Regions from separate parts of the Homo sapiens genome. Here regions 1, 3 and 4 are each linked to region 2. The links are chromatin contacts, found by Hi-C or POLR2A ChIA-PET in ENCODE. All regions are on one chromosome and are shown on one strand. Each heading gives the region's core, a stretch centred on a gene start or an enhancer-like site at or near the end of the contact. The rest is flanking DNA. Distances are from core to core; before and after follow the strand shown. Region 1 overlaps ZSWIM5 (zinc finger SWIM-type containing 5). Region 2 holds the start of LINC01144 (long intergenic non-protein coding RNA 1144). Region 3 holds the start of IPP (intracisternal A particle-promoted polypeptide). Region 4 overlaps EIF2B3 (eukaryotic translation initiation factor 2B subunit gamma).

Region 1 (5,991 bases), core at 1,560-4,059, 270 kb before region 2:
ATTCCTGATATTGGTCATTTCTGCCTTTTATCTCCTTTTTTCTTGATCAGTCTAGACAGGGATTTAAATTTGATTTATGTTTTCATTCTTTCTTTTTTTTTTTTTTTTGAGATAGAGTCTTACTCTGTCCTCCAGGCTGGAGTGTAGTGGCACGATCTCAGCTCATTGCAACCTCTGTCTCCCTGATTCAAGCAATTCTCCCTGCCTCAGCCTCCTGAGTAGCTGGGATTACAGGCACCCACCACCATGCCCAGCTAATTTTTGTATTTTTTAGTAGAGACAGGGTTGCGCCATGTTGGCCAGCCTTGTCTCTAACTCCTGACCTCAAGCAATCCACCTACCTCGGCTCCCACAGTGCTGGGATTACAGGCGTGAGCCACCGTGCCCAGCCTTAATTGATCTTTTCAAAGAATCAGCTTTTGGTTTCATTGATTATTCTCTATTTCATTGATTTTTGCTCTGATTTTTTTTTTTTTTTTTTTTTTTTTGAGACAGAGTCTTACTTTGTTGCCCAGGCTGGAGGGCAGTGGTGTGATCTTGGCTGACTGCAGCCTCCACCTCCTGTGTTCAGATGATTATAGTACCTCAGCCTCCCGAGTAGCTGGGATTATAGGCGCATGCCACCATGCTCACGCAATTTTTTTTTTTTGTATTTTTGGTAGAGATGGAGTTTTAGCATGTTAGCCAGGCTGGTCTCGAACTCCTGGCTTCAAGTGATCTGCCTTCCTTGGCCTCCCGAAGTGCTGGGATTACAGGTATGAGCCACCGCACCTGTCTGCTCTCATTTTTATTATTTCCTTCCCTATGCTTACCTTGGGTTTTCTTTTTCTGACTTCTTAAAGTGAAATCTGGGCTGGGCACAGTGGCTAACGCCTGTAATCCCAGCACTTTGGGAGGCTGAGGTGGGCGGATCACGAGGTCAGGAGATCGAGACCATCCTGGCAAACACTGTGAAATCCCACCTCTACTAAAAATACAAAAAAATTAGCCGGGCGTGGTGGCGGGCACCCGTAGTCCCAGCTACTCGGGAGGCGGAGGCAGGAGAATGGCATGAACCTAGGGGGTGGAGCTTGCAGTGAGCGGAGATCACGCCACTGCATTCCAACCTGGGCAACGGAGTAAGACTCCATCTCAAAAAAAAAAAAAAAAAAAAGTGAAATCTGAGATCACTGATTTGAAGCATTTTTCATTTATTGCTAAAAATTTATAAGTAAAACCTTAGCTACATTCTACAAATTTTGACTTGTGCTTTCATTTTCATATAGTCAAAAGATTTTCTAATTTTCTTGTGATTTTTTTCTTTGCTCCATGAGTAATATACACGTATGTGGTTTAATTTCCAAAAACTTAAGATATTTTAAAATATCTTTTTATTATCGAATTCTAATTGAACTGTGGTTGTCTGAAAAAGATTTTTAGTTCATCTCTCTTTTTTTTAAGAGTCAGGGTCTTGCTCTGTCACCCAGGTTGGAGTGCAGTGTCATGATGGTAGCTTACTGTAGTCTCTTAACTCCTGGGCTTGAGCAGTCCTTCTGCCTTAGCCTCCTGAGTAGCTGGGACTACGGGTGCTTGCCAGTACACCTGGCTAATTTTTAAAATTTTTTGTAAAGACAGGATCTTGCTATGTTGCTCAGGTTAGTCTCAAACTCCTGGTCTCAAGTGATCCTTCTGCCTTGGCCTCCTAAAGTGCTGGGACTACAGGTGTGAGCCACTGCACCTGGCCTCATCTTTGTTTCTGAAATATATTTTCATTGGTATAAAATTCTAGTTTGACAGTTTTTGTTTTTTTTTTTTTTTTGAGACAGAGTCTCACTCTGTCACCCAGGCAGGAGTTCAGTGGTGCAACTCGGCTCACCGCAACCTCTGCTTCCCAGGTTCAAGCGATCCTCGTGCCACAGCCTCCTGAGTAGCTGGGACTACAGGTGTGCACTACCACGCCCAGCTAATTTTTGTATTTTTAGTAGAGACAGGGGTTTCACCATGTTGGCCAGGATGTTCTCAAACTCCTGATCTCAAGTGATCTGCCCGCCTTGGCCTCCTAAAGTGCTAGGATTATAGGTGTGAGCCACCGTGCCTGGCCTGATAATTTTTTTTTTTTTTAAAGTACTTTAAGGGTTTTTTTTCCCACTGTTTTCTGGCTTACATTGTTTCTAATGAGAAATCTGTTCCCATACTTGTTTTTTTGTCCTTTGTAATGTATCTTTTTTACTCTGATTGCTTTTAAGTAGATTTTCTATTATTGGTTTTAAGCATTTTGGTTATGATGTGCCATGGTATAGTTTTCTTCATGTTTATTATGCTTGTGGTTCATTGATTTCCTTAGATCTGTAGTCCTCCTCCTTATCCTGCTTGGAATCTGATACTCCATGCAGGCTACCGCCACTCCCCACTTGACACTCCTCACATGAATGCACATTATCAGATTTGTTTTTTGCCAATAAGATCAGTAAAAAATGTTATCTCAGGCTAATTTTAATTTGTATTTCTAATGTGATACCAGGTATTTTAGTTGTCTAAAAACGATTTGTATCTCCTTTTCTGTGAACTGTCTGATCATATGCTTTGTTCTATTTTTGTATTTGTTTGCTGATCATTTTTATATTAATTTATATGTAACTTTTACCTTTTCTCTAATAAGCATGTATTTTTGGGGGGACAATAAGAAGATACCACATAAAGTTATTTTTAATTAAAAAATAACTTCAAAATCCATGTAGTTTCCTGGTCTAAAATATTCAGGAGCTCATGGTGGCTAGCATTTTATCATAGCTCCTTCTTATATAGGGGCTTACTTTCACTTCTGTTTGTGGTGAAACCTGCATAGCTAACAGGATGTATGTGAGCTTAAAGGCCTGAGAATCACTTTGGACTGCCTATCTTTTACCAGGGCACTGAAAAAAAAATCACCAACTCTTATATCTGTAAGGAGTTCAGCTCTATCTTAGTCATCACTTCATTAGATCTTCCAGTGGCCCTGGGAGGCTGACAGGTCATTGACAATGATCCCCATTTTATAGATTTGAAACTGAGGCGTAGAAAGGTGAAGTGATTTTATCAAACAGAAGGTTAGACTTAGAAGTACCTTAAAGATCATTTAATTTTACATATTTGGTATCCTACAATTAGTAACTAGGGTAAAGTTTTGGCTTGGATCCAGGTGCTTTTTTTTTTTTTGAGACGGAGTCTTGCTCTGTCACCCAGGCTGGAGTGCAGTGGCACGATCTTGGCTCACTGCAAGCTCTGCCTCACGCCATTCTCCTGCCTCAGCCTCCCGAGTAGCTGGGACTACAGGCGCCCGCCACCACGCCCGGCTACTTTTTGTATTTTTAGTAGAGATGGGGTTTCACCATGTTGGCCAGGATGGTCTCGATCTCTTGACCTCGTGATCTCCCGCCTCGGCCTCCCAAAGTGCTGGGATTACAGGCGTAAGCCACCGCGCCTGGCCAGGTGCTCTTTCTAATGGCAGCAATCAAAGTGAGGACCACTATCACTCTAAATGGTCAAGGAGCTTCTCTTTCTCAGGAGACTGCAGGCCAAGCCTTTGACATGCCATGGTTGGGCAGGCAGACGGGTGATGCTGGAGCTTAAGGTCTATCTATGCTCACCTTTGGCAGCAGTCAGCATGGTGGAGGCCAGTTCACACTGCTGTGATTCCAAGTGTCCAAGCGTGAACCAGCGAGGATAACGGCTGGGCACCACAGACACCATATGGTGAGGGTGGGATGTGTCGCCTGCAGAAGCTGAGTTTTCTAAAACAGGTAACCTGGAAGACCCAGGAAGAATCATCAGCCACCATCCAGACCCTGGGCTTCCGAGCCACCTTAGAGAAGCTTGCTCTTTGCTGGGGAGGAACTGGGGAGAGGAAAGGATTAACTAAGAGCTTTGAAGGTTTTTAAACCTATGGTACTATACACTATATGAGGTGAGTGCCTGGGCACTTAAGAGTACTCAACGCTGAATAGTTTCCACTACAAATGGATGTGAAAGGCCGTTCAAGAGCTATCGGGTTGAATAGTATGATATATTGTAAAAAGAGAGAAAAGTTAATACATTTTTAAAAAGAATCATAGGGTTGTTTATTTTATTTATTTTTGAGACAGTGTCTCTCTCTGTTGCATAGGCTGGAGTGTAGTGGCATAATCACAGCTCACTGCAGCCCCGACCTCCCAGGCTCAAGCGATCCTCCCACCTCAGTCTCTTGAGTAGCTGGGACTTCAGGTGTGCACCAACATGCCTGGCTAATTTTTGTATTTTTTGTTTTTGTAGAGATGGGGTTTCACCATGCTGCCCAGGCTGGTCTCAAACTCCTGGGCTCAAGCAATCTACCTGCCTCGGCCTCCCAAAGTGCTAGGATTATAGGCTTGAGCCACCGTACCCAGCCTGGTTATTTCTAAAAGTATAAGAAATACATGCCAAGGAATTTCCTGTTTTAGCTAAGGTATTCTCCCAGCCTTACAGTCTGACTAAAATTCTTCTTCTGTATAGTCTGCTACATCCCAGAGGTTTAACTGCCTAAACCAAGGATCCTATTCTAGCCTGGAAACAAGATGCCCATAGCTCATTGTTCTCAAGTCTTGGGGTAAACATATTTATCTCTACTTCCCCCAGCTTCTTCTGGGGACCTGTGCCTGGGAACCTTGACTGAGTTGAACTACAGAAGGGCTCAGACCCCTTCTCAGCTTGCCTGAATAACCACTGAACAGGAAGACTCAGGTCTTAAGTGCTCCTTATTTATTAACATCTCAGGGGCTTCCTCAGACAATCAACCATGAGTACTGCCAGGGAACCAAGTCACCAACAAGGAATCCAGATATGAATCCTAGATCATATAAAAATATCTGAGCCATTTTAAGGTACACTTGGTAGCGGGTCCAACAGAATGACAAAGAGGGAAAGAAAAGAAAGTGAAATAAGCAATGAAAAAGAGCACTGGACACTTCTGCTTTGGTGGAGGCAATTGGACTGGGAAAGGGCTACCCACCTCATGGCACGTAAGGCTAATTTATAGGACAGGTCTGGATCATGAGGCAGCAGAGCTGAGAACAAATACTTGGCAAAGGTATGCATGGGAACACTCTCTCGGTGGATGACTTCTCCCAGACCGCTGAAAGGACCTCCTGGAGGAAGATAAGCCAGCCAGTTATTTATCTGTATGCTTCCATCTGCCAGCCTGGACTTGAGCCCCAGTATCTCATGCATGTTTGCTAATCATGGGAACCTTCATTCACTACATTTTAATGTCATAAATGTTCCTGTACTTGTACTCTATTGGAGAGGGGAGCTCAGGGTCATGGGCCAAAGACACCGTGACAAGAGACTCTTTTCTACTTACCTTCCAGCAGTAAGATGCATTGTTTTTGCAGTGTTTGCACTAGCTCATCGTCCAGCTGCAGCTCTTGGAGTTGGCTCAGGAGCTGCTCCTCATTACGGCATACCTTGTCCTGTGCGTAGAGGCCTTCAGGCATTAACCTCTGTTGACCCAGGCCCATCAGTGCAACTTCCAGGGCCAATGACAGGTAGGACTCACTGCTGTTTGGGGAGCCTGCAGCCACAGGTACATGCTGGTACACAGGGGGTCTGCTTTCATTCATATCTGAGGGCAACAGGGCACCAAATTCTTTAGGTTAGGCTTGGTAGAGTCTTCTTTCTTTTTTTTTTTTTTTTTTGAGACAGAGTCTTGCTCTGTTGTCCAGGCTGGAGTACAGTGGTGCAATCTCAGCTCACTGCAGCCTCCGCCTCCCCGGTTCAAGCGATTTTCCTGCCTCAGCCTCCCAAGTAGCTGGGATTACAGGAGCATGCCACAACACCTGTCGAATTTTTGTATTTTTAGTAGAGGGGCGGTTTCATCATGTTGGCCAGGCTGGACTCAAACTCCTGACCTCAGGTGATCTGCCTACCTCGGCCTCCGAATGTGCTGGGATTACAGGTGTGAGCCACCGTATTCGGCCTAGTCTTCTGTCTTTCCCTCCCACCTTTGGGATACAGCTTGGT
Region 2 (6,513 bases), core at 2,426-4,925:
ATTCCTTGTCCTTGGAACACTGAAAGTTCAGTCCTGGGAAAACTGGGATGGTTGGTCACCCTATCAAGGCAGCTGGCCAGGACAGATGGAAAGGTATCAGACCTTGTGGGAAGAAGCTGGGCTTTTCGACAACCTTTCCAACTTGCTGGATGAACACACCAGGCTGGGGACCACTCAGCCTAGACTGAGTTAAGCTGAGGCCAATGATGACATCTACAGGTCATATGAAAAAACTGCAGCCTAAGAATCACCCACTTGGCCCGTAAGTGGTTCGTTCATACATTTATTGTGGTTCATATATTCATATATGTAATGTGAATAAACATATTCATATATTTATTGTGCTCTCAACACTGGGCATAAGTCTCAGGGGTCTTGGAAGGCATCCGCAAGCAAGTGAAATTTATGCTGAGGCTTGGTGATTGAAAAAGTGTTAGCCAGGTTAAGGTGAGAGGGAAAGAAAGAGCATTCCAGGATGGAGAAAACAGCAAAGAAAAAAGCCCTGAGTGCGAAGGAACAGAAAACCTTCAAGAAACAAATTATGGCATGGAGAAGGGGACAGCGGTAACCAAAAAAAGCTGGAGAGTTTGTCTGAGCCTAATCAACCATGGAAAAAGTTTCTGTCTTTACCCTAGGAGCAATCAGAACTTATTGAAAGGTTTTAAAAAGCAGGATAGTAACATAATTAGATCTGCATTTCTCAAAGTTAACTCTGGCTACAGGGTGGAAGCTGGTTTAAAGAGTAGCAAGCCTACCACTTCAACCCAGGGGGTCAAGGCCACAACGAACTGAGATCACGCCAGGGCACTCCAGCCTGGGGTACAAAGTGAGACCCTGCCTCAAAAAAAAAAAAAAAAAAAAAAAAAGAGTAGCAAGCCTAAAGCCAGGGAGGCAATTAGAATTAGAATATCATTGCAGTGTCCAGGTGGTACAGAAGGTGGTGGGGACAAAGGGAGGAAAAGAAAGGTGACCGTTGGTAAGAAATAATGGAAAATTGGCCGGGCGCAGCGGCTCACGCCTGTAATCCCAGCACTTTGGGAGGCCGAGGTGGGCGGATCACAAGGTCAGGAGATTGAGACCATCCCGGCTAACACGGTGAAACCCCATCTCTACTACAAATACAAAAAATTAGCCAGGCGTGGTGGCAGGCGCCCGTAGTCCCAGCTACTCAGGAGGCTGAGGCAGGAGAATGGCATGAACCCAGGAGGCGGAGCTTGCAGCGAGCTGAGACCACGCCACTGCACTCCAGCCTGGGTGACAGAGCGAGATTCCGTCTCAAAAAAAAAAAAAAAAAAAAAAGGAAAATTAGCCAGGCATGGTGGTGTGTCTGTGGTCCCAGCTTCCCAGCTTCTCGGGAGGCTAAGGCAGGAGGAGCTGGAGAGGTTGAGGTTACAGTGAGGCATGATTGCACCACTACACTCCAGCCTGGGCAACAGAGCGAGAACCTGTCTCAAAAGAAAAAAAAAAGGGAAAAGGATTATGGAAATAGAATGGGCAGGGCCATGGTGATTGACTAGAGGTGCGCATTGAGGAATAGGGACATTCAAGTAACCAGACCTGTAGGTTTCTGGCTAGGAGAGCAGTGGAACAGCTACTGAGATGGGAGCATGAGAAGGGGGAGGATAATGTTGGGTATGATTGATTTGAGGTCCCTGTGGGACATTCAACTCAAGATGACAAATAAGCAGTTGAATAAAGGTTAGGAAGGGAGACTTCACTGTGTGGATCAACTGCATGTAGATGGTAACCAAAGCTCTGAGCAGCACCAACATTTCAGAGTGGGCAGAGGAAAGACAACATGGCTAGAGCAAAACCAGGCGAATGTGGCACTATGAAAGCTGGGAGAAGAATGTTTCACAAAGGAGAGAATGGTCAACTGTATGAAGTCTTTTAGAGAAGCAGTGAAATGAGATCTGAAGATTGTCCATAGGACAACATGAAGATCATTGGTGACCTTAGAGCCTTTGAAGGTGCAGTGATAGAGAGAAGCCAAATTAGAATGAGTTGTGGAGTGAGTAGGAGGTAAGGTTGTGGAGAAAGCGAGTGCAGACAATTTGAATAAATGTAGCTAAACAAGTCACTAGTGGGAGGGTAAATAGGTAAAATCATAAATTAAACACACACATAGCTTTTACCCCAACAATTCTACTTCCAAGAAATCAGCCTACAAATATACTCCATATGTGCACAAAGACCTACAGAAAGGATGTTTACTACACCATTTTATAAACAGCTACAATGTTAATCAATAGGGGGCTGGTTAAATTAATATAACACATCCACACAATATAACACACACAGGGTATTACGTGGCCATTAAAAATACCATGGTAGGCTGGGCGCAGTGGCTGACACCTGTAATCCCAGCACTCTGGGAGGCCAAGGCAGGTGATCACCTGAGGTCAAGTGTTCGAGACCAGCCTGGCCAACATGGCGAAACTCCCTCTCTACCAAAAATACAAAAATTAACTGGGCATGGTGCAGGTGCCTGTAATCCCAGCTATTCTGGAAGCTGAGGCAGGAGAATCACTTGAACCCCGGAGGCGGAGGATGCAATTAGCCGAGATCGTGCCATTGCCTGGGCGACAGAGCAAGACTTCTGTTTAAAAAAAAAAAAAATCATGGTAGGGCCGGGCACGGTGGCTCAGCCTGTAATCCCAGCACTTTGGGAGGCCAAGGCAGGCAGATCACCTGAGGCCACGAGTTCCAGACCAGCCTGGCCAACATGGCAGAAACCCCCATCTCTACTAAAAAGACAAAAATTAGCCCAGCGTGGTGGCGCATGCCTGTAATCCCAGCTACATGGGTGGCTGAGACACGAGAATCGCTTGAACCCAGTGGTGTGCCACTGCACTCCAGTCTGGGCAACAGAACCAGACTCCATTTAAAAAAAAAAAAAAAGTACATATGGTAAATATTATGTGTATTTTACCAAAACAAGTTTTTATTTTTAAGGCACAATCTTGCCCTGTCGTCCAGGCTGGAGTGCAGTGGCGCGATCACAGCTCACTGCAGCCTTAACCTCCCCCAGCTCGGGCGATCCTCCCACCTCAACCTCCCGAGTAGCTGGGACCACAGGCCTGCGCCACTACGCCCGGCTAATTTTTGTATTTTTGTAGAGACGGGGTTTCACCATGTTGGCCAGGCGGATCTCGAACTCGTGATTTCAAGTGATCCGCCCGCCTCGGCCTCCCAAAGCGCTGGGATTACAGGCGTGAGTCACCGCACCTAGCCGAAAAAGAATTTTTTAAAGTCACCATCTCTACGAGGTTTTTCTGGGCCACCCCCCGGTAAAATGTCAAGCCCTCGACGAGCCGGGAGAGAGTCGGAATCCTGTGGGGGAGGCAGGGGCGTGTCCAGAAAGGCGGGAGCTTCCGGAACCGCTTAGAGCTAAGGGAGCTCGGAGCGGGGGCCGGGGCCGAGGGCGGAGCAGGGTGGGGAAGGGGCGGGTCCAGAAAGACGGGAGCTTCCGAGGCCGCCTCCACAGGAAGGGAAAGGGGCGGGAGCTTGGAGGGGGCGGGTCCAGAATGGCGGGAGCTTCCGGGGCCGCCGCCTCTGGAAGGAAAAGGGGAGGGAACGTAGAGGGGGAGGGAACGTAGAGGGGGCGGGACCAGGAACGAGAGCGCGTGGGTTTCTGGGGTGTCCGCCGGCGCCCCCTGGGATTGGGGAGAGAGGGAAGGGCTGAGGCTCACGGTTTCGGAGTAAGGGGAGCGGCCCGGCGAGCCGCCGCGCCTGGGTTAAGAGCTGCAGGAGGAACGTGGCTTCACGAGTTCGGCTCCTCGGCCATCCACAGCCCGGGCCTCCGCCTCTGCTGACCTGGCGGCTGTAGAAGGCAGAAGAGGCCTGAAACCTGCAGCAGGAGCACCACCCTGCCCCGCGGCCCCGCGCGCCCTCCAGTGGCGTCATCCCATCCGCTTTGATCTCGACTGGCGCGCCTACCCTCGGCAGCGGCACCCCTTGGGAGCGCAATCGCGGGCAGACTCCGAGGACCCATCTTGCGAAAGTTCTGCGAGGTCCTGACTTTAAGGGAACAGGGGTCGTACTTGGGCCATGGCCGGAAGGGAGATCCAACATCCATGACGACGTCTACCCCCCAGCCTGCCCCTTCAGAGCCCAGTCTGTGCCTTGCGTCAAAGTCAAGCAAGGGCTCTTGTAGGGCACCGAGCCCCAGCCAAAATCACCCTTTTCTTTCAGATAGCCCCCACTTACCCCCAGAAACCTTACTCTCTCCCTCGGGAGCAGGTGGGAAGTGAAAGGCCGGGGGGGCTGTTTCTGCTCTGCTTGTCTGTACCTGTGGCCCTTGAGTGGAAAACCCCGCCGCTGGACCAAAGACCTGGAGGCTCCAGGATTGCCCACTTGGGACCCTGACTATGAAGGGTCAAGATAGCCCATTCTGCCCCAGCACTCAGAGCCCTATTACCAAGGCCCCTACTCCAAGAATCCACCATCAAAACCGGGGCCCTGCCAGTGCCTTCCCAGTGTTCAGGCCTAGGGAAGAATAGCCCCATTATGCCTGTTACTCCTGATCCTTCTGCAGTCTCTCTCTTTGTGACCCCATGGCCTTTGCTGCTATGTCTGCCCTGGCCCCACAGAGTGCCAGGTCAGAGCCACCCTGGCCTACATAGCAGGGCCCCGGTTCACAGGCTAAAACCTGGGCCTCCTGCCAGGCTGCAACTCCCAGCTGCACACCGCAACCTGAGACATCTCAGCATATTCTAGGAACTAGTAATGGGGACGCTTCCGACTCGCTGGGGAAGGGAGATGAGGGCCTCTAGCTCTCCATGCCCAGTCTCTCATCATCAAAGTCATTTAAGGCCCCAGCGACCCCAGGGTTCAGCAGCATCCTGTTCATCATGAGCAGAGGGGTGACTGAATAGAATGGGAGGCAGGTGTGGCCTGAGCAGTTCCCAACCTGAATTTTCCTTTGAGCTTGGTGATTTGGGGCGGGGGATTGAGATATTTTCCTTTCACTTGTGGGAAATCTTGGGGCCCCACAAATCACTAAGCTGAAGGGAAAAGTCAAGCTGGGAACTACTCAGGGCAAACCTGCCTCCCATTTTATTCAGTCACTCCTCTGCTCGCTGAGATAGACACATACCTGATTGCCTCCTTTGGAGAGGCTTGTCAGAAACAAAATAATGCAACCATTTGTCTCTCAGCTACCTGCGACCTGGAAGCCCCCTCCCCACTTCGAGTTGTCCCCGCCTTTCTGGACGGAACCAACGTACTTCTTACATATATCGATTGATGTCTCATGTCTCCTTAAAATGTATGAAAACAAACTGTGCCCTGACCACCTTGGGCACATGTCGCCAGGACTCCCTGAGGCTGTGTCACGGGCACGCATCTTCAACCTTGGCAAAATAAAGTTTCTGAATTAACTGAGACCTGTCTCAAATTTTCAGGGTTCACATTTTGGTAATCATTGAGGGATTCTGAGTGGAGATGCCCCTGACTTTTGACAAATCTCCCATTGGTGCATGGTACCAGCATGAGCTAACTTTATGGCTCAAACCAATAGGACAATTTGCTGAGGTCTGAGAGTACCCCGTCCAGAGAATCCCTGATCTCCCAAAATTTAGTCAAGATCTAAAGTTTATTTTGCTGTACAACTCCTCTTTTTCTAGAGTTTTACTTGCTTCCAACACAAGGAAGGCAACTTTTCTCCTGCTTCCATGACAATGGAATGCAGGTAACTCCTATGGAGTCTGAGCTCACTTCTAACAGGGAAGATGAGTTTGTTTTTTGTTTTTTTCCTGCTTCTAGGATGGTAGAAAGCAGCCTTCGGCCTGAGACCCATCCCTAGATAGGTAACTGAATTGGGGTTTGTCTTGGATAAAGTTAAGATTAACAACCAGCTGGTCTTAATTTCTCCTTACCATTAGAGCGCTCAGTGATCATATTGTTGGTTTTTTTGTTGTTGTTGCTTTGTTCCAGTCTGAAGTTGTTGTTTAAGGATCCTAATTCTTGTTCAGAGATGCATTCTAAAGGGTCTTCTCTATTGCTTTTTCTCCCAAATTTAAACTTAATTCGGTTTGTCTGTGTGCATTTGCGTGAAGAAGTGAACTGTTGTTTTCATACGTTAATGACAGTTTTCTCAGCTCTGAAGAGAAAAGGCATTTACTCCTCCCAGCTGAAAGCGCCCCTAGGTGACTGGGGGCCTCATGGGAGTCTCTGGGGGGGTTAACCCCTTGCGACGTGCAGCGGCCCTGGAGGGAAATCCCCAACAAAAATTAATTTTAAAAATGGCTCATCCAGGAAACGCATATAAGGGCTGATCGCCCAGCCTTTTGAGCCTTTTCTGGGGTCATAAACCTCTGGAGAGAGAAACTGAGACATGTAAGAGGGTGGAAACGACTCAGCGATGACACACTGTAGCATCCTGCCCACAAGCAGCACATAGCAATCAAAAAACCTGGGCCACAGCTCAGTTCCTCCTATTAAGAGAGAAAAAAAAATTGGGAAACAATATAAGAATGAGGAGGAAACAAAGAGAATGACCCCCTTTCCAGC
Region 3 (6,335 bases), core at 2,569-5,068, 450 kb after region 2:
AAGCAGTTGTGATCAGTCTAACTGCTTAAAATCATTCAATGTGTACACTTCCCGTAGCACACAAAGCCCTTCGGGATTCTTGTTATAATTTAAGACTCTGTTCAAATATAACTTCCTCCAGGAACCTTTCCCCATTGCTCCTCTGGAATTGTGGAAATATGTTCCCAAACTCATCTGAGTTTGTTGCTCACCCTAAGCTTATTGGTTTTACATTCTATAGCACAGGTCTACCTTATCAAATACCCTACCACCCTACTCTTAGTGCGCGCATGCGCGCGCACACGAGCGCGCGCGCGCGCTTCAGAGCTCCTTGAAACACAGCCCTTTAAAGGCAGGTACTATCTTTCATAGCTTTAGCACCAGTATATAACATATGTTAGGTTTCCAATGTTTGTGAAATGAATGAGAACAAGGAGAAATAACAACAGCTTAGGTTGGGTTTTTTTTTTAACTTTTAACTTCTCCACATATTATGTCAATGGTAACTCTCACAATAATTAAGAGGTGAGAAGAAAAGATAATCTTATCTAAAATGAGAGAAAAGGAAACTGAAGCTCAAAGTTTCCCCAAGGATACAATGTTAGTATGACAGTCTCAGTATCTGAATCCAGGCCTTCTTACTCTAAATCCAGGACTGTTCCACCATATCACACTGCATAGGAATTATTAGGCCACCGGACACGTTCTAAATTACTTTTTAAATAAAGAAACTGCTGGGCACAGTGGCTCACGCCTGTAATCCCAGCACGTTGGGATGCTGAGGCGTGAGGATCACTTGAATCCAGGAGTTCGAGACCAACCTGACCAACATGACAAAACCCCGTCTCTTCTAAAAATATAAAAATTAGCCAGGCGTGGTGGATCAGGGCTATAATCCCAGCTACTTGGGAGGCTGAGGCACAAGAATCACCTGAGCCCAGGAGATGGAGGTTGCAGTGAGCTGAGATCACACCACTGCCCTCCGCTCTCCAGCCTGGGTAACAGAGCAAGACTCTGTCTCAAAAAAAAAAAAAAAAAAAAAAAAAAAAAAAAACCATGAGATCCTGTAATATAAGACATATGGAATAGCACAGGGAAATTTAAGATGACTAAGATTTTGTAATTTAGGTATCAATGACAATGGGTAATAAGACTTATAGTGTGGGCTGATGTTAGAAAAAAAATGGTTACGTTTATAGCATTTAAACTTATCAAAGTCAAAATAACAAGGCTGATTATCATCACTTTCTAGGAATTAACTTATTGAGAAATTTGATTGAGAGATTCGAAGGTAGCTGCTAAAACTTCATATCACCATCTACAGAATATCAACATATTACATATAACTAGCATATAATAGCAAGAAGTGTTTGAGGTGATGAATATGGTAATTACCCTGATTTGATAATTATACATTATATACATGTATCAAAATATCACACTGTACCTCATAAATGTAAATATAAAACAATTATTATGTGCCAATTTAAAAAATATCTATTTTGGGGGACAGGGTCTCACTCTGTCACCCAAATTGAAGTGAAAAATAAATTTTTTAAAGAGGGTGAAAGGGGCTGGGCACAGTGGCTCATACCTGTAAGCCCAGATTTTTAGGAGGCTGAGGCAGGCAGATCGCTTGAGTCCAGGAGTTTGAGACCAGTCTGGGCAACATGGCTAAACCCTGTCTCTACTAAAAATACAAAAAAATTAGCCAGGCATGATAGCACAGGCCTGTAGTCCCAGCTACTCAGGGGAGGCTGAGGTGGGAGGACCACCTGAGCCAGGGAAGTCCAGGCTGCAGTGAGCTGAGATGGTGCCACTGCACTCCAGCCTGGACAACAGAGCAAGACCGTGTCTCAACAACAACAACAACAAAAAGCAGGTGCGGTGACTCACGCCTTTAATCCCAGCACTTTGGAAGGCTGAGGCGGGTGGATCACCAGAGGTCAGGCGTTCAGGACCAGCCTGGCCAACATGGTGACCCCATCTCTACTAAAAAATACAAAAAATTACCCAGTCATGGTGGTGGGCGCCTGTAATCCCAGTGACGTGGGCGGCTGAGGCAGGAGAATCGCTTGAACCTGGGAGGCAGAGGTTGCAGTGAGTGGAGATGGAGCCACTGCATTCCAGCCTGGGCAACAGAGAGACTCCGTCTCAAAAAAAAAAAAGGAAAAAAAGGGGGTGGGGGCGGAGAAACCATGTATTTGGCCCTACACAGAAATGTGACCTGGAACTATTATCAACATGACATGACTGTCAGGCCTTTTCTGTTTTACATTTCTGTCAGCACATTTTGAACCCTAGTGGTTTAATTACAAGGTACCTCCTCTGTCCCCTACTTCAAGGCATCAAGCACAGCCACTGAGCTAAAATGCTGCCTCCTGCTACAAGAAAGAGTTGACTGAATATCCATTCGGGTGGCAGACAACAGAAATACTAGTCTGTTACCATGCTTCTCAGTAACTGCTGATACCATCCCACTGTCAGTGGAGTAGGAACGTCATCCCAAAAGGTGGCATGTGGAGTGACCATATTTCCAAAGGAAAAGAGCACAATTCTGTGACGTTGCATGCCTCACGTGCCCCAAACTTGAAAAGCAGATTGTTGACTGGGCAAGGTGGCTCACACCTATAACCCCAGCACTTTGGGATGTCCTGTCGGGAGGATCGCTTGATTTTTTGTTTTTTTTTTTTGTTTTGTTTTTGTTTTTTGTTTTTTTTTTTTTGAGACGGAGTCTCGCTCTGTCGCCCAGGCTGGAGTGCAGTGGCACGATCTCGGCTCACTGCAAGCTCCGCCTCCCGGGTTCACGCCATTCTCCTGCCTCAGCCTCCCGAGCAGCTGGGACTACAGGCGCCCGCCACCACGCCCGGCTAATTTTTTGCATTTTTAGTAGAGACGGGGTTTCACCGTGTTAGCCAGGATGGTCTCGATCTCCTGACCTCGTGATCCGCCCGCCTCGGCCTCCCAAAGTGCTGGGATTACAGGCGTGAGCCACCGCGCCCGGCCAGGGAGGATCGCTTGAGTCCTAGAGTTCAAGACCAGCCTGGGCAATACAGCGAGCCCCCCGCCGCAAAAAAAATTGTTTTAACATTAGCTGGCTGTGATGGGGCAAGCCTGTACTTCCGGCTACTTGGGAGGCTGAGGTGAGAGGATCGCTAGAGCCTGAGAAGTCGAGGCTGCAGTGAGTTGTGATCGCACCACTGCATTCCAGCCTAGGAGAAGGGGCGAGACTGTCTCAAAAAAAAAAGCAGATTATTAGGAAACGGTAGAAATGCCCAGAGGAACTAAAGCGGACCTATGTTTGCTGGCTTTGAATTCACTGCTGGGAACATGTGGAAACTGCTTCAGCAAAGGGGTGTCAGAAAGAATCCCCGGAACAAGTGTCAAAACACCCGTGGTTCTTTGTGCTTGAGTTGGGGGCCCGGCCTAGAGAGCTAGCCCTAAACTGCTGCTACACTAAAAGCTAATAATCGTTCCTGCGCTACCTAAAGGTCAGGGAAGGGATCTCAGACAAACGAGGCGACAACAGAGGGACTGGGGACACAGCCTCAGGATTCCCCAGTTGGGGCGGGGGAGGCAGGAGCGGTCCGGACGAGAAGGTCTGGGGAGGGCGACACTTAGACTGTCGGAGGAAGGCCTGCGGCGGCAGAAGGAAAGACAAGGAAATACACAGTTCTAGAGGCTTCTCTCACTCCAGTCCTCAGGGGTCCGGAAAGCCGGAGGGAGTAGAAGAGGAAGTTCCCAACCCCGTCACAGACGCGCCCGAACGCAGGCCCTCCTTACCCGCCGCTTCCCCTTCCCTCCGGCGCCCGCTCAGGCCCTGCGCGCGCAGTCGCGACCAGCCCCGGCCGGAGAGGGCGGGGGAAACCTGGCGGGGGTGACGAGGCGGGAGTGACTGGGCCGTACAGTTCCCCGAGAACTGGAGGCGAAGCCGGGCGGTGGGAAGGGACTTCGGACGCTTCGCGGGCCCTGGGTTTTCACTGCGCGTGCGCGAGGTTCTTCCGCTCGCGGGAGACTGGGCCGCTGGCGCCTCTCAGTGCCCACTGATGGGGCCCAGGGCTTGGGCTTGCTTCCCCAAGGATCAACAGCTTAGCTGCAAGCCTCTGCTTCTGCCTGCTGGGGCCGGCTGGCTCGCCCTTTCCATTCCGCTTGCACTCTGATTCTTGTGGTGTCCCAAGAAGGCCGCGGATCTCAGTTAAGCAGAGACGAGCCGAACACCTGGCACGGTCCTTCTCTACTGTTCTCTCGAATCGTTTTCTGAGTGCATGACTGAGCCTGGCACTGAAGGGATACTTATTTTGGGGAAGGAAGAACTCAAAAGTCCAGTTTTTTTCACTGTTGACCCTCATGTGTCACATTAGTGGCTTTCAAACTGTTTTGATCCCAGCCTACGGTGAACAAAAATATTTTACATCAAACTCAATACCACATACTTGTGAGTATATATATAGAAGTATATATCTAACATAAAATCTCATTTCTTTATTTTTATTTTTATTTTTTATTTTTTGAGACGGAATTTCGCTCTTGTTGCCCAGGCTAGAATGAATGCAATGGCCGGATCTCGGCTCACCGCAACCTCCGCCTCCTGGGTTCAAGCGATTCTCCTGCCTCAGCCTCTCAAGTAGCTGGGATTGCAGGCATGCGCCACCATGCCCGGCTAATTTTGTATTTTTAGTACAGACTGAGTTTCTCCATGTTGGTCAGGCTGGTCTCAAACTCCCCACCTCAGGTGATCCGCCCGACTCGGCCTCCCAAAGTGTATTTCTTTCTCTTTTTATGAGACAGGGCCTGGCTTTGTCGCCCAGGCTGGAGTGCAGTGGTGCCATCTCGGCTCACTGCAGCCTCGACTTCCTGGGCTCTGGTAGTCCTCCCACCTCAGCCTCCTGAGTAGCTGGGACTACAGGCCTGTGCCACCACCGCCAGGCTAATTTTTTGTATTTTTAGTAGAGACAAGATTTCGCCATGTTGACCAGGCTGGTCTCCAACTCCTGGGCTCGAGTGATCCGCCCGCCTCGGCCTCCCAAAGTGCTGGGAGGTGTGAGCCACTGTGCCTGGCCTGAAACAAAATCTTCACAAAACTATGTTTACACTTACGACCCGCAGTGCACTAAATTTTTATTTCTTCTTTTCTACTTCATTACCAAAAACTGCTAACAGGGACCTATTGTCAGCAAACATTGTCAAAGACTTGGAAATGAGGAAAAGAGAATTCTGTGTGCCCTTTCAGTGTAAGGCTGGACGGATTTGCATCCATAGGGAGCTCTGACTTTCTATTGACTAAAGTATTTCACCAGAAAACTGGTAGTACTTAAAATAATTCTTGCCCGTCTGTAGAAAAGATACACCAAAACATTGTTTTATTGACCTGTAGCATATTAAGCCATTTTTACCCTTCTCAGCAAATTCATTTAAACATTCCTGATTCTTAGCAAATTCATGCTACATTCCTAAATATCTTACTGGCTCCCTTATAAGTTAATGAGATAAATAAAATATTTGATACTTTTTTTTTATATTTGTAAGAGAGTCATGGTTTTACTCTTCAGAAAATTATACTTCAGCACTACTAAAATCAATTTCATGACTTACTCTGGATTACACTTGTGAAAGTTAAGCATACAGATTGGGCCATTCTTCTCATACCCACCGAAAATGGTGGGAGGGGAAACACTGAGGGCACATTTCATTGCTCAAAGAATGTAATTCTCTGCAACCCTGTCTGCTGAAACTGCCTGTTGTAACCTGAAACCAGTTTTACCCAATAGCTATTGAAACAAACTGCCATGACTCAAAGACTAGTTTGGTTTTTTGGTGGTTTTTGTTGTTGTTGTTGGTTGTTGTTTTGTTTTTGACAGGGTCTCTCTCCCTGTCACCCAGGCTGAAGTGCAGTGGTGTGATTGGGGCGGGGCTCACTGCAGCCTTGACTTCCTGGGCTCAATCAATCCTCCCACTTTAGCTTCCCAAATAGTTGGAACTACAGCTGCATACCAGCAAGCCCAGTTAATTTTTGTCTTTTTTGTAGAGACAGGGTTTCATCATGTTGCCAGGCTGGCCTTGAACTCCCAGGCTTAAGTGATCCACTCACCTAAACCTCCCAAAGTCCTGGGATTACAGGCTTGAGCCACTGAGCCCAGCCTCAAAGGACTAGTTTTACCCACTGCAGTCACTCACCAATCAGAGCTTGCCAGCAACCTAAAACTTTCCTAGTGCCAATGAACTTTCTTTCAAAGCCATATGTAACATTTCTCCTTTTTGTAAAACCTCAAAGTGAACCAAAGAACACCCAGTCTGTGTATATGCTTTGAATTGCAATTCTTGCCTCCCAAATAAAATGTTAACTTTAGAATTGCTTG
Region 4 (6,132 bases), core at 288-2,787, 360 kb before region 2:
ACGTGAACAAATCAGACCACATACATACAAACTAAAGAAACAGCCTGCAGAATCCTACTTAGAACAATGCTTAGAAAGACAAGGAGACAAATCATTACTAAAGACATTCACAGAGTTGTCATTACAACAGTACAGAAGTTGCCCCATTTCATCAGAATGAAAATGACAATTTGCTGAGGAAAAAAATCCCCTTTCTATTTTTCTAAGTTTCTCTAATAAGATGGCTGTTTTTTTGCAAGTTTACTGATCTACAATAAATTGAACTATTAAGTATACTCCAAAATCAAGAAAATGACTCCAATGCAGATGCCTCAGAAGTGGTAACAATGTTGTCTTGGCAAATAAATGCTGTTATCATTCGATATCTGCAAAAGTGTTTAAATCTGTCAGTACAGTGAATGCCAAACAAGTCCTGCATAATTGTGAACAGGCTGTAGGCTCATTTCTCTCTTTGCGTTTTGATGACTTTTTGCTAAACTGAATGCAAAATCCCCAAGGATCACAAGGAACAGACCCCTCCACTCAATGTCTGGTTGCCATCTGTTCTTAGTGTGAAAAGAAAGGCGTGGGTCTGAAAGAACAGGGCCTAGCATACAGACGGAGGTGCTGTTCCATCAGCCCCTCTCCTGCCTCTGTTCCCAGAGAATGCACCATGTAAGAGTCACTGAGACCAAACACATCTCATCCTCTGTGCAACTCCATCACTTCCAAAGGAAAGTGTTTGTTGTCTGATCAATTTCCAAAGCTGGAAATCTCAGAAGAAGAAAGAAAGGAAAGCTAAATCACACTTATACCTTCATAATACCTTTTTTTTTTTGAGACAGGGTCTCAGTCTGTTGCCCAGGCTGGAGTGCAGAGGTGTGATCATAGCTCACTGTAACCTCAAATTCTTGGACTCAAGCATCCTACCACCTCGGCTTCCTAAGTAGCTGGGACTACAGGCACCACATGCCACTATGTCCACTAATTTTAATTTCTTCTTCTTCTTCTTTTTTTTTTTTTTTTGTAGAGACGGGATCTCACTATGTTGCCAGGGCTGGTCTCAAACTCTTAGGCTCAAGTGATCTTCCTGTCTCAGCCTCCCAAAGTGCTGGAATTACAGGCATAAGCCACTGAGCCTGGCCTGATTTTATAAACGCTGTAACAGAAAGAAATGATCATTGTTTTTATTTTTATTCTAAAATGTAAAGCCCATTCTAGGAATGCAAATGGCTTTCTAGTAACTGGAGCCCAGAGAGAGAAAGTAGAAAAACTGATAAGACCCAGAGAAGTATTTTTGATCATGTGTGACCACAAGCCATGAATAAACATGGACTGTTTGGACTGTGAAGCAACTGTGTGTCAGAAATGCAGTTAATTTTAAAGTTCCCTGAACATGCCAACACTCAGCTGCCTTTGTTTCATGGACCCACTTCTTTTCTAATGCCAACAGTATGCCTCTTCTGCAGAGACCAACTGGCCTCTCCAAAGATCTCCCTACTCACTATTCCAACAGTCATTGGTATGCCTCATCCCAAGCCTGCTCCTCTAGAGAAGCCAGGGCAATGTCAAGGGCAGAAAGCACAACTCAGAAGGAAAGCAGATGTGTGCACTCTTGACAATATAGAAACATGCAAGGTTTCAAGGGAAGGCAGCACTTTAGTGTTTAAAGTGTCCAAAACACCCAGGAATTCAAAATCCAAACTGCTGCCAGTTAGTCTTGACTAAAGTAAACAAATTAAGCTCAGAAAACCCAATTACCAAGCCATGGCAAAGCCCAGAAATCTCTCATTACAAGAACATTTTCGATCAAGCCAAAACCACTGAGTAAAATTAGAGGGGAAAAAAGGTTAAATCAGAAAACCGGATGTGTGTGTGTGTGGCTGTAGTGGTGGGGCGGGAGGTGAGGAGAGCTACTGGGAATAGCCTCTTTTCTTTTCCTGGCAGCTGTTCCATGACAGATTGTTATAAATAACACAATCTGGCAACCGATTTCTTATGACAAGGAGAAAGAAAAACACATTTACTCCCTTGGAAAAAAACTGTCAGGGCAAGGTAACTACCATGCTTCTCTACTCACCCAGTGCTTCCACAAATAATGGCTATGATCCAAATCACCAGCCTGCATGCCACCCCTGCCCATATGGAACTCATGAATTCAGCTACTTGGTGTGACTATGAAGGTCACATTTTACATTTTCCTATGTGGTCCAATCCCAGTCAAATCCCCAAGAGTAGTTTGTGTGCTTTTTCTTTTCTTTTCTTTTTTTTTAGACAAGGGGTCTCCCTATATTGCCCAGGCTGGTCTCAAACTCCTGGACTCAAGCAATCCTCCTGCCTCAGCCTCCCAAAATGCTGGGATTACATGCATGAGCCACTGCACCTGGCATAGTTTGTGTGCTTGAATAAACACCAAAGGCTAACTGCAATGGAGACCTCAGTTTTGGTTTAAAATGCTTGGAAAAGATTCCAGTCTATAGTCCTCAAAGTGCAAGGCCAAGGGCCAACTGCCACATTGTTTTCACTGAGGTTGGGGCAGTAGCTCTAGGAAGGGAAATGACCAACTCAGTCAGTAAGTAAGAAATGTGATAATCCTTGGGCTCACAGCTAAATATCCTTACTATATTCCTTAGTTTAATCATGCTGTTGCTACCATCCAGAATCTGATGCCAGAAATCCGCCCATAGTCCAGGATGGAAGTCCTTCCTCTCCTGCCCTGTCCCCTACTCTTCCCCTATTGCACTGCCTTAGTTCAGGTCTCAAAATCTTCTTCCAGTCTCTTGGCTGGTGTCTCTCTTGCTCCAGTTTTCCCTTATTCTAATCCATACTCTAATTTCTACTGCATATGTCTTTTCCCTGCTCAAAGACACCCTAAAACAGTGTTTTCCAAACATCAAAAAAGTTGAACTTATTGCCACTTACCTTAAAATTTTTAAAAAAATATATAGATCACTATAATATGATATGCTCTTTATATAATATATATAAAGATAGACATTTAAAAAGGAATAAATAAAACATTTAAAAACAAGAAATTCTAACATTTTCCTCTGGTACTTAATTCTGTACACCACCTGGCTTTGAGTACAGCCTATTTTGGAGATTGCTGCTCAACAAGATTAAGTTGGAATTCCTTAGCATGATTTTAAGGGTCTTCAAAATATGACTCCACCTACCTAATTCAGTCTTCTCTCCCCCAACTCCCCTCCACATAGCCAATGTTAACTTTTTCTTTTCTTTTCTTTTCTTTTTTTTTGAGAAAGAGTCTCGCTCTATTGCCCAGGCTATTGCCCAGGCTGGAGTAAAATGGCACGATCACGGCTCACTGCAACCTCCGCCCCCCGAGGTTCAAGCAATTCTTGTGCCTCAGCCTCCCAAGTAGCTGGGATTACAGGTACATGCCACCATGCCCAGCTAATTTTTACATTTTTAGTACAGACAGTGTTTCGCCATGTTGGCCAGGCTAGTTCTCAAACTCCTGACCTCAAGTGATCCTCCTGCCTTGGCTTCCTCAGGTGCTGGGATTACAGGCATGAGCCACTGCACCTGGCCGCCAGTGTTAATTTGATAGAGTCGACTGCCAAGAATGTATACCCTAGTCTGTCTTCCTACTCTATTATATATTTATCCATCAAAATTCAGGTCTTGTCACAGTTACTAGAAAGGGCAGAGCCGATATATTATCTCCCCTAGAGATGATGCATTTTCTGATCCATTACAGACCTTAAATCACTAATTGGATTACATATATATTTTTTCCATCTAGACTTTGAGCTCCATAAGGAGCCCTTTTATCTTTGTATATTCAGAGTTCAACCTAGTGCTGGCAAACACGCATGAGTAAATGTTAGTACTTTTCCTGTTATCTCCTTCTCTTTGTTTAATTTGACTCAAATATTAAAACATCTGATTTTAAATGTTTAGAAACAGTATACATTCTGACAGAGGTGAATGCTCCCTTTGTAGAGACTGACTGTTCAGAGTTAGGACAGGGGCCACAGAGACAACTTTGCAGTTCCCTAATGCAAGAAGGTAGGAAATGAACCTGCTACTACCAAAGAAGCAAAAGGCAGAGATGTCTGAAAGGAAAGAAGTCAAAAGCAGCTGTCCTGGAGGGCACGGCTGAAGAATGATGATATGCTTGCTAGATTTACAACTTAAAATGAAGGCTCAACATTTATGGTTCTAATATTCATAATTCATTCACGTCCTCCAAGGAAATTTTCCTCTTCAGATTAAGAACAAATAGAGGAATTATATTCTTCCTTACTGTGTGAAGCTAGGAAAGAAGCACCTATATTAATTTTTAATTATGTTCAAATGAGTTCCCTATAAAAATGCCTGTCACGTCTCTTCTAGGATTTAGATATATGCAATTTAATTTTCATCTCTAAATGCACTGACTTGGAATAGAAAAAAACAAGAGATTTTTTTTGTTCTCCCAAATCAAACTTTCACTCTAAAGGGAAGTTCATAACAATGAGAAAAAATACAACTAATAAATCTTTTTAAAACTTAGGGTTGGCTGAGCACAATGGCTCATGCCTGTAACCCCAGCATTTTGGGAGGCCAAGGTGGGAGAACTGTTTGAGGCCAGGAGTTTGAAACCAGCCTGGGCAACATAGCGAGACCTTATCTCTACAAAAAATTTTAAAAATTAGCCAGGCATGGTGGTGCATGCCTGTAGTCCCAGCTACTTGAGAGGTTGAGGCAGGAGGATCATTTGAGCCCAGGTTTCAGGCTGCAGTAAGCTATGATTGTGCCATTGCACTCCAGCACCCGTGACAGAGTGAGATCGTGTTTCTAAAAAACAAACAAACAAAACAGAAAATTCAAGAAGTAACAATTTTAGCATGTTATTTAGAGACATACAGATAAAAAACAAAGTAGCTAAAAGAAGAGAACCTTTCGGGTTAGGGATATGGGGTGGGGGTGGTCAGGGGACTAATATTTTTAGGAACAAAGCTTGAACTATTGAATTATTTAAATTATTAAATTATTAATTTATTAAATGATATTGAATTATTTAAATGATATATACATATAACTTCAATAAGTATAAGGTGTTTATTTATTTATTTATTTTTTGAGACAAGAGTCTTGCTCTATCGCCCAGACTGGAGTGCAATGGTGCGATCTTGGCTCACTGCAACCTCCACCTCTGGGGTTCAAGCGATTCTTGTGCCTCAGCTTCCAGAGTAGCTAGGATTACAGGCATGTGTCACCACACCTGGCTGATTTTTGTATTTTCAGTAGAGACAGGATTATGCCATGTTGGCCAGGCTGGTTTCAAACTCCTAGCCTCAAGTGATCCACCCACCTTGGCCTCCCGAAGTGTTGGGATTACAGGCGTAAGCCACTGCACCTGACCAGTATGAGTTTTTTAAAAAAGACATTAGGACTATTTTCTTATCTCTGTTTTTTAAAAAAATTACTTCAGTGACTTTAACATCCTTATGGCTGAGACTCCATGACCTCATCACGTTCAATTATTTTTTTTCTCCTTCTCGCCTTAGTCACTCAACCACTTTGTTATACTCTACTCCTTGGCATTACCAAAAATTGCACCAACTCCAAAATCTCACTTTAAAATATCATATTAATTCATGTGACACACATATATTGAACCCTGAATATGGCCAGGCATTATAGAGATACAGCAATGAACAAACAAACAAAAATCCCTGACCTCAAAAAGCTTACATCCTATTGTCTGATCACCACCTTCTATTTTTCCAACTCACTGACTTTTTACTCTGGCTCCAGCAATTCTGATTCTAACAGGATCCTCAATCCATTTGTTACACTGATTTATAGCACCCTAATTCCTTTGGTGGTCTCGTTTACACAGCTTATGTGGTCCATCACTATAAATACTCCTTAATATACATCACTGTCTTCCTTACTACTCTCATCCCTTGTACTCACCAGGTAAAGATGCTAGTTATATCCTAACTCTCTGCCTACTTTGCATATGAACCCAAGAAGCTAAACATGGATAGAAAACTGGTAACAGCATTGGCTAGTCTCCTTTTAAACTGATAACCCAAATCTCAAGGGGATCCTTCACACTGTCCAGCAATACATTTCCTAGCCAATTAACTTTTACATTCTCAGAGATAATTTCATATATTCTCATCCTTCCTTAAAACT

Evidence for each region. A loop is a pair of places that touch in the nucleus more often than their neighbours do. ChIA-PET counts read pairs that join two places held with the same protein, here RNA polymerase II (POLR2A). Pooled maps may share reads with other maps.
Region 1: a loop to region 2 is called in a pooled map, with 5 times the contacts of the local background. The contact joins the enhancer-like site here to the promoter of LINC01144 in region 2. A Hi-C loop is called at or near these places in 7 of 168 maps with a recorded cell type or tissue (HUES64, IMR-90, lower leg skin and 2 more), 2 of 37 single-sample maps with no recorded cell type and 4 of 50 pooled maps. POLR2A ChIA-PET finds 5 or more read pairs at or near these places in 15 of 52 experiments (AG04449, AG04450, HEK293T and 11 more).
Region 3: a loop to region 2 is called in a map of CD4-positive, alpha-beta T cell, with 19 times the contacts of the local background. The contact joins the promoter of IPP here to the promoter of LINC01144 in region 2. A Hi-C loop is called at or near these places in 2 of 168 maps with a recorded cell type or tissue (B cell and CD4-positive, alpha-beta T cell) and 10 of 50 pooled maps. POLR2A ChIA-PET finds 5 or more read pairs at or near these places in 1 of 52 experiments (B cell).
Region 4: a loop to region 2 is called in a pooled map, with 2.4 times the contacts of the local background. The contact joins the enhancer-like site here to the promoter of LINC01144 in region 2. A Hi-C loop is called at or near these places in 2 of 50 pooled maps. POLR2A ChIA-PET finds 5 or more read pairs at or near these places in 4 of 52 experiments (Panc1, activated CD4-positive, alpha-beta memory T cell, activated CD8-positive, alpha-beta memory T cell and 1 more).

Annotation. Positions count from the first base shown.
Region 1 is chr1:45,030,707-45,036,697 of GRCh38, forward strand. ZSWIM5 (zinc finger SWIM-type containing 5) reads right to left here. Exons shown (of 14, transcript NM_020883.2): 9 at 5,333-5,593; 10 at 4,982-5,117; 11 at 3,606-3,763. Among named protein-coding and RNA genes, the nearest start is that of UROD, 21 kb to the left of the region's middle. Within about 2 kb of position 2,810, at least 2 of the 41 ENCODE cell types and tissues checked have a DNase peak (open chromatin) inside an H3K27ac peak, as active enhancers do; they include OCI-LY7, where a contact is called at or near this core.
Region 2 is chr1:45,300,235-45,306,747 of GRCh38, forward strand. It overlaps LINC01144 (long intergenic non-protein coding RNA 1144), which reads left to right and starts at 3,676. Exons shown (of 1, transcript NR_024270.1): 1 at 3,676-5,385. LOC105378691 (a long non-coding RNA gene) reads right to left here and starts at 3,512. Exons shown (of 3, transcript XR_947287.4): 1 at 3,258-3,512. RefSeq lists silencers at 3-297, 3,399-3,578 and enhancers at 3,249-3,308, 3,769-4,008, 6,179-6,358.
Region 3 is chr1:45,746,835-45,753,169 of GRCh38, forward strand. It overlaps IPP (intracisternal A particle-promoted polypeptide), which reads right to left and starts at 3,819. Exons shown (of 9, transcript NM_005897.3): 1 at 3,763-3,819. It overlaps LOC105378693 (a long non-coding RNA gene), which reads left to right and starts at 4,115. Exons shown (of 3, transcript XR_947290.2): 1 at 4,115-4,414. RefSeq lists a silencer at 3,660-3,929.
Region 4 is chr1:44,945,639-44,951,770 of GRCh38, forward strand. The region is part of intron 3 of EIF2B3 (eukaryotic translation initiation factor 2B subunit gamma); the gene reads right to left. Among named protein-coding and RNA genes, the nearest start is that of EIF2B3, 38 kb to the right of the region's middle. Within about 2 kb of position 1,538, at least 9 of the 41 ENCODE cell types and tissues checked have a DNase peak (open chromatin) inside an H3K27ac peak, as active enhancers do.